Regions from separate parts of the Homo sapiens genome. Here region 2 is linked to region 1. Evidence: read pairs that join two places in POLR2A ChIA-PET (ENCODE). Cell type or tissue: K562. All regions are shown on one strand. Links, peaks and the distances in the headings refer to the core of each region. The heading gives the core; the rest is flanking DNA. Region 1 has its middle 20 kb from the start of MIR650. Region 2 overlaps LOC105372948 (a long non-coding RNA gene).

What was found. ChIA-PET counts read pairs that join two places held together with the same protein. Peaks named below come from ENCODE experiments on the same cell type or tissue, not always from the same donor. Only the 100,000 strongest peaks of a DNase experiment are listed, where the experiment ranks them.
Region 2: POLR2A ChIA-PET joins it to region 1 with 5 read pairs; 7 of 35 experiments call an interaction of 5 or more read pairs at or near these places.

What each region holds. Positions count from the first base shown.
Region 1 is chr22:22,800,136-22,805,512 of GRCh38, reverse strand. It overlaps IGL. Among named protein-coding and RNA genes, the nearest start is that of MIR650, 20 kb to the left of the region's middle. In K562, for the core only: no CTCF peak of the experiment used is centred there; DNase peaks (open chromatin) are centred at 1,828 and 2,952; H3K27me3 peaks cover 2,238 bases.
Region 2 is chr22:22,855,584-22,860,960 of GRCh38, reverse strand. The region is part of intron 2 of LOC105372948 (a long non-coding RNA gene); the gene reads left to right. It also overlaps IGL, the pseudogene IGLV2-5 and the pseudogene IGLV3-4. Among named protein-coding and RNA genes, the nearest start is that of MIR5571, 28 kb to the left of the region's middle. In K562, for the core only: no CTCF peak of the experiment used is centred there; DNase peaks (open chromatin) are centred at 2,373, 2,440, 4,631, 5,100 and 4 weaker places; H3K27me3 peaks cover 1,458 bases.

The DNA of each region.
Region 1 (5,377 bases), core at 134-5,133:
CTCTGTTTTTGATTGCTTTAAAAAATGGTTCCTTTCTATCTTCATGCCGGCTTAAGTGATGGTTAATTTTAAGTGGCACATTGACTAGGATGTGGTTCCAGGTTGATTTTGTCCAGTACAAACATAGAAGTTTATGTGAAGATATTTTCCAGATGTGACTCACATTTAACTCAGTAGACTTTGTATAAGCAGATTACTCATCACAATGCGGTGGGCCTCATTCATGAGTAGAAAGTGTATAGAGCAGGCCAGGCCTGGTGGCTCACACCTGTAATCCCAGCACTTTGGGAGGCCAAGGAGGCAGGAGGATCACTTGAGGCCAGGAGTTCGAGACCAGCCTGGTCATCATGGAGAAAGCCGGTCTCTACTAAAAATACAAAAATTAGGTGGATGTGATGGTGCACACCTGTAATCCCAGCTACCTGGGAGGATGAGGCACAAGAATCACTTGAAGCTGGGAGGTGGCGATTGCAGTGAGCTGAGATCACACCACTGTAACCCAGCCTGGGTGACAGAGTGAGACTCTGTCTCACAAAAAAAAAAAAAAAAAAAAAGAAAGTGTTTAGGTGTTTAGAGCAAAGAGTGAGGATTTCTTAAGTCCTGTATTGCTGAATTCAGGCTCAGGACGCAACATCAACTCTTACCTGCATTTCCAGCCTTCAGCCTGCCCAAGAGATTTTTATCCTTGTCAGACAGGACAATCCTATGAACCAATTTCTTCTTTTAAGTTTCTCTCTCTCTCTCGATATGCTCACATACATGCATGTGTATATACACATATGTATGTTATACACACATATATATCTTACCAATTTTGTTTCTGTGGATAACCCTAATGTAGCTTATTCGCTCTAATTCTTTTTTGATCAAAAGGTTTGATTTAATGACTACTTTAAGGTTTATGTATATAGAGATCTTATGAAAATCTACCTGCAGTTGTTACACATTCCCATATGAGACCTTGATAACATGTTCTTCACCCACCACAGATTTTGTGCTGTCTTTGTCATATAATTTGCCTTTATTTTCATTATAAATCACAATGTATTTTATTAATTTATCTTTGATCAGTGAACTGTATTTTATTGGCATTAACATAATACAGAGGTTTTCACAAGTATCTATGTAGTTACTGTACCTGATATTTAATTTTTTTATTTCCTTTTTTTTTTTTTAATAGAGACAGATTCTTAATATGTTGCCCAGGCTGGACTGCAGTGGTATGATCATACCTCACATCAGCCTCAAACTCCTGTGCTCAAGCAATACTCCTGCCTCAGTCTCCCAAAGTGCTGAAATTACAGACATGAGCCACTGGGCCCAGCCTGATGTTTTCACTTTTTTGTGTAAATTCACATTTCAATGTGACATCACTTTCCTTCTGTCTAGGGATATCCTTTACCCTTCTAATAGCAACAGTCTGGTGGTGAACAATTCTGTGAGTTTTTAAATGTCAGCAAAACTTTCATTTATTCACCATTTTTGAAAAATACTGCATGAAGGGGAATATGGGGAAAAGTGAATTTTAAAAATAGACCAAGATTTGATTAAGCTTTTCACCAAAGAAGATATACAGATAACAAGCACCTGAAAAGATGCTCAGCCTGATGTTGCTAAGAAAATACAAGTTAAAAAATTAATAAGAATCGCTACAGATCTATTAGAGTGGCTTTAAACAAAAACTGACAATAATATTGAGTGTTAATGAGGATGCACACAACTACAGTTCTCATAAATGGCTGGGGACATGTCAAGATCCATGTTGCCTCCTCAGGCAGAGCCCCATGACAGTCCCCTGAGGCAGGGGTGCAGGGTGCAATGGCACTCACTGGATGCAGTCATCTCAGCCCGACCCCTCTCTCAGGGCCGTTTTCCTGCCTGGGCTGTTCTGGTCTCTCCCAGTGTAGTCCCCACAGGCTGGTGTGGTGGAAACAGATTGATGACTTATCAAAATGGCCTCAATCATGGCCTGCATCTGCCTCTGCCTAAGGGTGTCTTGAGGGAGGACATCTGGGATGATGAAATTTGAAAGGGGGAGAGTCAACATTCTCAGGGTCAATGGAGATGACATAGGGCTTCTCACTCTCAGTCCTTGAAGAGGAAGGGGAGGGGGTATGTTTTGGCCTCACTTCTTGGTCTGTGTCACTGTGGCTCACCCATCCTCACCATCAAACATGTGGCTCTCTCCACAGTGATACTCGGCCTCATCCTCAGATTGGAGGTTGAAGATAATTAAGTAGCATTCAGCCCCAGGGCTGGAGCCCAATAAGTGACTGGGGATCCTGTTCCCCTTGCTGTTGCTGCCATTACTCTTAACCTCCATTATACACTAGGGGGACCTCCTTGGTCTCTGTTGATACTATTCACTGGTGTAGGTGACCTTGGCTGAGGCTCACAGCCAGGCAGATGCAGACGGGGGCTGGGTCAGCACAGACAGAGCACAGAGACCTGGAAACATATAATTTCATGAATGATGCTGAATGCACAGGAGAACTGGAAAGAATGCCACTGAGGACCAGTGCTGGGGGGAAATAGCAGTGAAAGGGTTTCCCTGAATTCTCTGGATGCTCCAACCTGTGGAGAATATGAAGGGCAGGAGGTAGAAGGAGACACAGGCCGTGGTGGGAGGCACTTCCGAGAGCTCTGATCGAGGCTGCCCAGTGGAGCCTGGACACAACCAGCTCCTATCTTATCCTCTTCTTGAAGCTCAAGAAGGAAGGAGCATTGAATCCAAATCTGTTCTCTATTCCCAAGCGTGTCTGTCTGAGCTCATAGCTGAGCCCTGGAGCTGATGGCCTCAGGGTAGTCATTTCTCAAAGGCAGGAGAAGGGCCAAGTGGGTGTCAGGAGTGGAGAGTGGATTGTACTCAAAAAGACTGGACCTGAAAGGAAACATCAGTCACACCCTTTGCACGTGAGCTCTACTGGGGGACTTGGAGCTATTAGCATCCCCAAACAATACACCCACAGTGCCTCCTGCTGTCCACAGGAGGAATGCCATCCTCCATGTATCACTAGATTATGCAAAACAACTACTTATGAGACCTTAATATATTCAGAGTCTTTGGTGAGTGTTTTATAGGCACAACCATGACTGGATATTTATAATAACCCTTCCTCAGCCCTATGCTTATGGCATAACCTCTCCTCAAGTTTACTGATGACAGAACCAACATTGAAAGATTACACAATGACAGAAGTGAGTGGAGTCAAGATTCCATGCAGGAGATGCACCTCAGAGCCTGAACTTCAGCTTCTTCCTGCCCTGCTTCCTTTCTTCCCATGAGTCTCCTCCTCCCACCTCATCCCAGGACCCCGGACCCCTCTGATCACAACCCTCTCTTCTTTAATCAGGTGCACTGTCTTTGATGGGTTCTGTGGACAGAGGTAGGGACACTTCCTCTGTTCACCCCATGACAGATAACAAAAAAGCACATGTCAGCAGTGACACTGGGACATCCAGATGTCTGCTTGGCTCCTTGTGCCAGTCATATCCCCAGAAAAATTTGGGATCAGGATTTTATTTCTAAGAAGGTCAAGGCTGTTGAATTAGGACAGCTGTAACACTAGATACTGAAGTCTTTTAATTTAATAAACATAATTGACAAGAAAGTATTCCTTAATTAATATTCTAAGTATATGTATTAGTTTTCAGACCTAGGACTGTTGAGGCTGTGATGAAAGTAATTCAATCACAACATGATGTTGTATTATAAATAGAAAAGACGTGTGAAGTCCTGCGATGATCTCGGAGACAGACAGAAGTCTCTATGTGCTGATTTCCTGGAGTTTGGTCTAAAGAGACAACTGAGATAAGATGAGGCCACAGGTCACCAATACGCCTGCTCCTGTACCTGGCTGAGCACATCACTCGCAGTTCCTCCACACGCTTACCAACCTAAGAATCCACTCCTCCTGTCACTGGGCATCTCAGGGTCTCCTCCCAGGACCCTGCCGGCCACTCATGCAGGCCAGTTCCTTTTCTTGTGGGTCCTGATGCAGCATTGGATGTAACTTGCTAAGACTATCCTGGGAGATGGACACATCACCAGAATGTGTTCCAGGAGAACTACAGCAAAACCACTTTGTCTTGTCCAGATTCGCTGTGATGCACATTACTCTCCCAGTTGCATCTCTAGAACTGGCCTTGTTTGTAAATTCCTGATTCTGGGAAGAAGCACCCAGTTCTGCAGAAACTGTCAAGGTGATCTGCCCAAAGTGAACAATCAGTTTGTGACCTGTGACCGTGCACAGTGGGCAGTGTGGAGGTTGAGATGGGCATGGGGGGACTGCCAGTCAATAGGGCAGGTCTTGTGCCACTGAGGGGAGGAGACCCTGGGGAGAGAGAGCAGGGGCATCTCCCACTGTTTTCCTGTAAGTCAGTCCACTGAGGCACAAAAGCGAGTTGAATAAGATCTTAAGATGCAAAGACCACAGCAGAGCTGGGGCTCAGGACAGTCAGGACCTGCAGCTTTAGGAGAAAAGCTGATAAGCCTAGTGTCCCAGGGAGACTGTCAGGGAGGCAGCTGCATTTAGCCCCACCCACTGGAGAAAGATTCTTGATTCCATGAATCAAGAATTTCCAGCCTGGCTGGGAGCCCATGGAAGCAACTCTTATCCATGTGTCAGGGATTTGCTCACTCTGGTGATGGCCAGAGAGCATGGGTGGATCCTGGATATTCAGGGAATATTGACAGCTGGCCCATGACAGAGACAATGTTACAAATTTACATTGTAGGCTCCCCCCCGCCGAATTGATATTGAAGTCCTCAGCCCCAGAACCTCAAAATGGGATCTTATATGGGAATGGGGTGGTTACAGATGTAATGGGTTAACATGACATCATACTGAAGTAGAGTGGGCTCCCAATCCAACAGGAGCGGTGTTGTTATAAAAGGGGGAAATGGCTGAATGCAGTGGCTCAGGCTTGTAATCCCAGCACTTTGGGAGGCTGAGGCAGGTGGATCACCTGAGGTCAGGAATTCGAGACCAACCTGGCCAACCTGATGAAACCCCATCTTTACTAAAAATATGAAAATTAGCTGAAGGTGGTGGCAGGCATCTGTAATCCCAGCTACTTGGGAGGCTGAGGCAGGAGAATCACTTGAACCTGGGAGGCAGAGGTTGCAGTGAGCCAAGGTCATGCCACTGCACTCCAGCCTGGGCGACAGAGCGAGATTCGATCTCAAAACAAAACAACAACAGCAAAAAACAAACAAACAAAAAACCGAGGAAACATGGTCAGAGACACACATAGGGAAAATGCCATATGAACATGGAGGCAGAGATTGGGGTGTTTGTCTGTAATTCAGGGAACAGCACATCCTTCCAGAAGCACCTGAAGCCAGGGAGATGCACAGAACAGGCCCTCGCTCAGC
Region 2 (5,377 bases), core at 200-5,199, 55 kb before region 1:
TTGAAAACAAGTGGTGTGACACCTGCAGCTTTATTCTTTTTGCTCACTATTGCTTTGGCTATTCAGTGTCTTTTGTAATTCCATATAAATTTCAAGATTGATTTTTTTTTTCTATTTCTGTGAAGAATGACATCGGTGTTTTGATAGGGATTACACTGAATATGTACAATGCTGTGCGTAGTAAGTTTTAAAAAGTTTTATGAATGTACCTCCACTGCCTTCTTGCTTGTATTGTTTCTAATGGGAAAGCTACTCTCATCATTATGGTGTTCACCTGCATCAAACATGTCTTTTCTCTCTGGCTGCTTTTAAGAGCATTTCTCCATCACAGTTTTTTTTTGTTTTTGTTTTTGTTTTTTTTTTTTTTGCAATTTGATTATGGCGGGTGTTGATGTTTTCTTTATGTGTGTGTTTTTTTGTGTATATGATGTCTGTGTGTTTGTGTTTGTGTGTGGGTGTCTGGGTTGTGTTAAACTATGTGAAATCATAAGTTTATAGTTTTCACCAAATTTTGCACGTTTTTCCTTATTTCTTTAAGTGGTTTTTGTACCCTCCCTCTCCCTCCACCAATCTTGTCTCCTTTAGTTCATTTAATTATACAATTAAGGCTCCTTGAAGATGTCGTAAAACTCATTGATGCTCAGTGTAATTTTTTATCTTCTCTTTTTTGGTGTTTCATTTTGAAGAGCTTCATTGTTATATCTTCAGGTTCAGTAATCTATTATTTTGCGGGAGCTAATCTACAATTATTCTCAGACATTTTTTTTTTGAGACGGTGTCATTCTATCACCCAAGCCAAAGTTCAGCGGCATGATCACAGGTCACTGCCATCCTGACCTACAGAGCTCAAGCAATTCTTCCACCACTTCCTAAGTAGCTAGGACCATGGGTGTGCACCATGCATCTATCTGATTTTGTTATTTTTTTGTAGAGACAGGGTCTCCCTGTGTCACCCAGGCTGTTCTCAAACTCCTGGGCTCAAATAATCCTTCTACCATGATCTCCCAAAATGCTGAGATTACAGGCATTAGCCACCATGCCTGGCCCTTATTTATTTATGTATTTATTTTTATCGCGGACATTTTAGAGGTAATTTCTGTAAGTTCAACTTTGATCTTTTTATGTCTACCGTGTCTCCACTTAACATGTTCAATCAATCCCGTACCCTCTTGAGCAAGTGGAAGATAGTTATAAGTATCGCTTTTGTATTCTTCCTACAAAGTCTATCATCTGTGCAATTTCAGGGAGACTTTGGACTGATGAACTTTTCTGCTTTTTATAGCATGTATTTTCTTGGTTCTTGCAAGGAAATCTGATAGGTGCTAGACATTTTGAGTTTTTCCTTGTTGGATTTAGAATATACTTGCACTTCTCTGTCTATTTGGTCTTTTATTCTTGGATTTAGTATAATTACTCGGAAACTTGGTACTTTTTAAAACTTGCTTTTTAACTTACTTAGTTGAGACCAGACCAGCCTATTGTCTAGGCTGACATTTTCTCCAGGACTGAGGCAAAGCTGTTCCGAGGATTCGACCTCATGCTCCTTAACTCAGGCCTTTCCTCTGTGACTGTAGGAACAAGCAGGATTCATATTTTGTGTTTGTGTGTGTGTGTGTGTGTGTGTGTGTGTGTGAGAGAGAGAGAGAGAGAGAGAGAGAAAGAATGCTCTGTGGAGTGTTCCCGCGAGTGTCTTTGGACTGCTGTTTGTCTGAAAATGGAGTTTCCGTCCACACATGTGCTGCTTGATGCTTATTAATATTTGAAGACTCCAGAGTTCTCTCTTTGTACAACTTGCTTTTCTTTGATACTCTTCTCTCTATATTGTTTTCTTGTTGTTGTTTAGTTTTTAATTTTTGGGTTTCTTGGAAAGTTACTCTGAGAGGTTGAATTCCATGCAGTAGGGTTCGGGTATATAGTCCCAGAAAATAAGTGTGGGAGGCTCTTCTGGGAATGTGTTACAATTGAGCACTCAGCAGGAGGCACTTCAAGGTCATCCTGAATTAAAGCATGGCTTTGGAATCTAGGCATCAGGCAATCATTGCTCCCAAACCACATTATGGAGGGGGCACATCCTTGGAAGACACAGTACTCTGCACTCAATGGCATTTTCCAGTGAGAAAAAGCTGTGAGAAGCCAAGGATTCCCTGCGGCCTTGGGTAGATAGTGGGTAAATGACCCCTGATGTCACAGTTGCCATTACAATGGACTTCCCTGTTCACGACATCATGATGCCATGACAGCTGGGATCAAAGGTCTCAGTTAAAGAATGAGGAGTCCAGGGGACTAATCCAGGGCATTTTGGACCAGAGAGCTACCTTAGGTTTGGTCATTAAACAAAAGGAAATCCAGGCAACATGATTACTCAATGGTTATCTTGCTGTGACTGTCCTACCAGTCAGGTCATCTTAAGCCAATTCATACCTAGCTAAACAACACCAGGACAGCTTAGTTTTCAGCCCCAAATTTTCTCCTGACCCACCCTCTGTAGAGCCTTCCTGGATGACTAGAGTGAAAGGTGCCTCGGGGTCACACATCCAGCTGAGCTGGGCTAACCCTGCTCACGACTTTGTCCACAATACTCCTGGGGCTTAAGAAAGAGAGTGATACAGATGGTGATGGGGTTTGTGCCTCACTTCCCTATCTGTCTGTGTCACTATGAATGTGTTTTTATCTCCAGAAAAACAAAAATAGCCTCGTCTTCAACGTGAGCCCCAGTAATGGTCAGTGTGGCTGTTCCCCCTGAGCAGGAACCAGAGAATCGCTCAGTGATCTCTGAGCACAGCTTTCTATCATTGTATACAATGAGATTAGGGGTTTGGACTGACTTGTGTTGGTACCAGTGTGCATAATAGCTTTCTAAGTCCTCTCCATGGCAGGTGATCCTGGCCATCTGTCCCAAAGCCACAGACACTTCAGGCAGCTGAGTCAGCTTAGAGAAGGCCACAAAACCTGCAAGCGAGGACAGGAGAGGTGAGTCTGAAGATGAGGGTCTCATTCTCAGAGTGCCATACCCTGCATCACTGCCGTGATGAGCTGAAAGTCAGGGCCAGGCTGTTCCCTGGTGCTGTGGGGGTTGAGCCCTGGGAAGCAGCACCTGTGCAGAGAGTGAGCAGGGTGAGCAGGAAAGGGGTCCAGGCCATGGTGGAGATGCTTCAGAGTTCTGCCTCTGAGCGCACACCTGAGAAGGGGGTCTCTAGGTCTCTCTTATCATAAGAAGGGGAGACTCATCATGCAAACCTACTTCCTTATCTTATTATCTAGTTAGGTGTCTCTCCACTGAGGGGTGGATGCAGATCTCTTCTCCATTTCCCAGTGCGTCTTTCTGAGCTCCTATGTGGGCCCTGAGCCTGAGGGTTTGGTGTGGCAATTTCCCAAGTTCAGAAGATGGGACACATGGCTGTCATGAGTAGAGAGTGGACTTTACCCAAGAGGATGGGCACCAAAAAAGCATCTTCACCAGAGTGTGGTGGATACAGAGTTGAGTAAGATGTGGCTTCTGGAAACTCCCCCTAATAACATCTGTCCAGATTGGTCTGCACACAGTGGGAGATTCAGATGCATTTAGGATGAGGATGTTCCTGAAAACAGCAGGGACTGCACCAGTCAGGGAGCTCATTGTCACCCTCCCATAATTTAAAAAGCTAGGAAGAGTTGCACCCACTCAGGGACCACAACACACAAGCAAAAGGAAGCTGTCCCTGTCCTGGATGAGAAACCACAGAGCAGGTTTCCTTTGGATTTCATGGTGGGAAAAGAGAGTTGCTGAGGGAGAAGAATTCTCAAGGCTGTGCTTCAGGAAGCCCGTTGCACTGGGTGAGGAAACATCTTCAGAGCAAAAAGGGAGCCTGAGAGCCCAGGGCAGGTTTTCGTCTCAGTTCCCCAAGAACTTGGACCACTGTGGTTAAGTGGCACTGCTTGTATATGAGCAGCACTAATAATCAGCCTCGTCCTCAGCCTGGAGTCCAGAGATGGTCATGGAGGCCGTATTGCCAGACTTGGAGCCAGAGAAACGATCAGGGACCCCTGAGGGCTGAGTATTGACATTGTAGATCATGGGTTTGGGGACTGTGCCTGGGTGCTGTTGGTACCAGGAGACATAGTCATAACTCCCAACATCACTGCTGGTTCCAGTGCAGGAGATGGTGACTGACTGTCCAGGAGACCCGGACACGGAGGGAGGCTGAATCAGGGCAGACTGGGCCCAAGAGCCTGGAAAGAGGGAGAAACACACTCTAGTGAGTCAGTGCTGGGCCCAGGTGAGCCTGAGGAGCAGGAGACCAAGGATCAGCCCAAGGGTCCCCGAGGCCCCTTCCCTGGAGGCGTCACCTGTGCCCTGAGTGAGGAGGTGAGGAGGAGCAGAGCCCAGGCCATGGTGGAGACGTCCCCAGAGCGCTGCCTCCTGAGACCCCAGCACTGGGCCTGCCCCCAGCCTTGTCTTACCCTGATGCCTCAGAGGAGGGCGGGGCCTCCATGCAAATCTGCATCCTAAGCTCCTCTTCTTACCCCACCCTCACCTGGGCCTGGGCCCGTAGACTTCTGTTTCCTTGGACAGTGGGGCTCAGCCAGGGGGATTGAAACTCCTTGACTTGGATTTCCTGAGACTCAGCCCATGACAGTGCCTGGGAAATGGAGCCAGCCTTGGGGGTCCCTGTCCTTCCTGTCCTGTGGTTCACGGTTGGTCCTGGCTGTGGGGTCCCAGGATTTCCCTTCCCTTCTTTGTGGGAGAAGTGTCAGGACAGGGCCCAGAGTGGCTGGGAGACACCCCAGCTCTCCCCTCCCCAGGACCACAGGCCCCACAGGGACCCTTCAGTCCCCTTCAGCCCCCTTCAGCCCTTCTAGGGTGCCTCAGGTTGGCTAATTCCTCCCCGCTCTGTGTCTGCAGACGCCTGAAGCTGCTGCTTGGATAAACCTGGAGTTCATTTATTGGCCCTCGTAGAAATGCATTTATGGGGGCATGACAGATTTAGGACCCCAGAATGCCTCTGTCTCTTTAGGGGGACTTAGGAGGAAGGAGCTCCTAGGACCCACCCAGGGTGAAGCCCAGCAGGGACCTCCCAGGTCCAGGCATGTGCCACCCCCGCCCCCTGGTGGCCTCAGAGGGAGGATCCTGAGGCCCAGGAACCTCCCCTGAGTCATAGCTGACAGCCCCTGCCCTGTCCCTCCTGCCTTTTGGTTCCCTTCACAGCTCAATCCCAGGCCCCTGGTCCCTTCTCATCCCCTCCAGACTCCCCTGACCCAGGGTGGAGGACATCTCCCACACCAGAGCTTCAGATGCTCCTCTTGGCACTTGTTTGCTTTTCCCAGAGGAGTGTCCCACAGGGTTGGTGTCCTTGAGGCAGCTGTGGCTCAGGCTGAGGAAACCTCATACATGAAATAA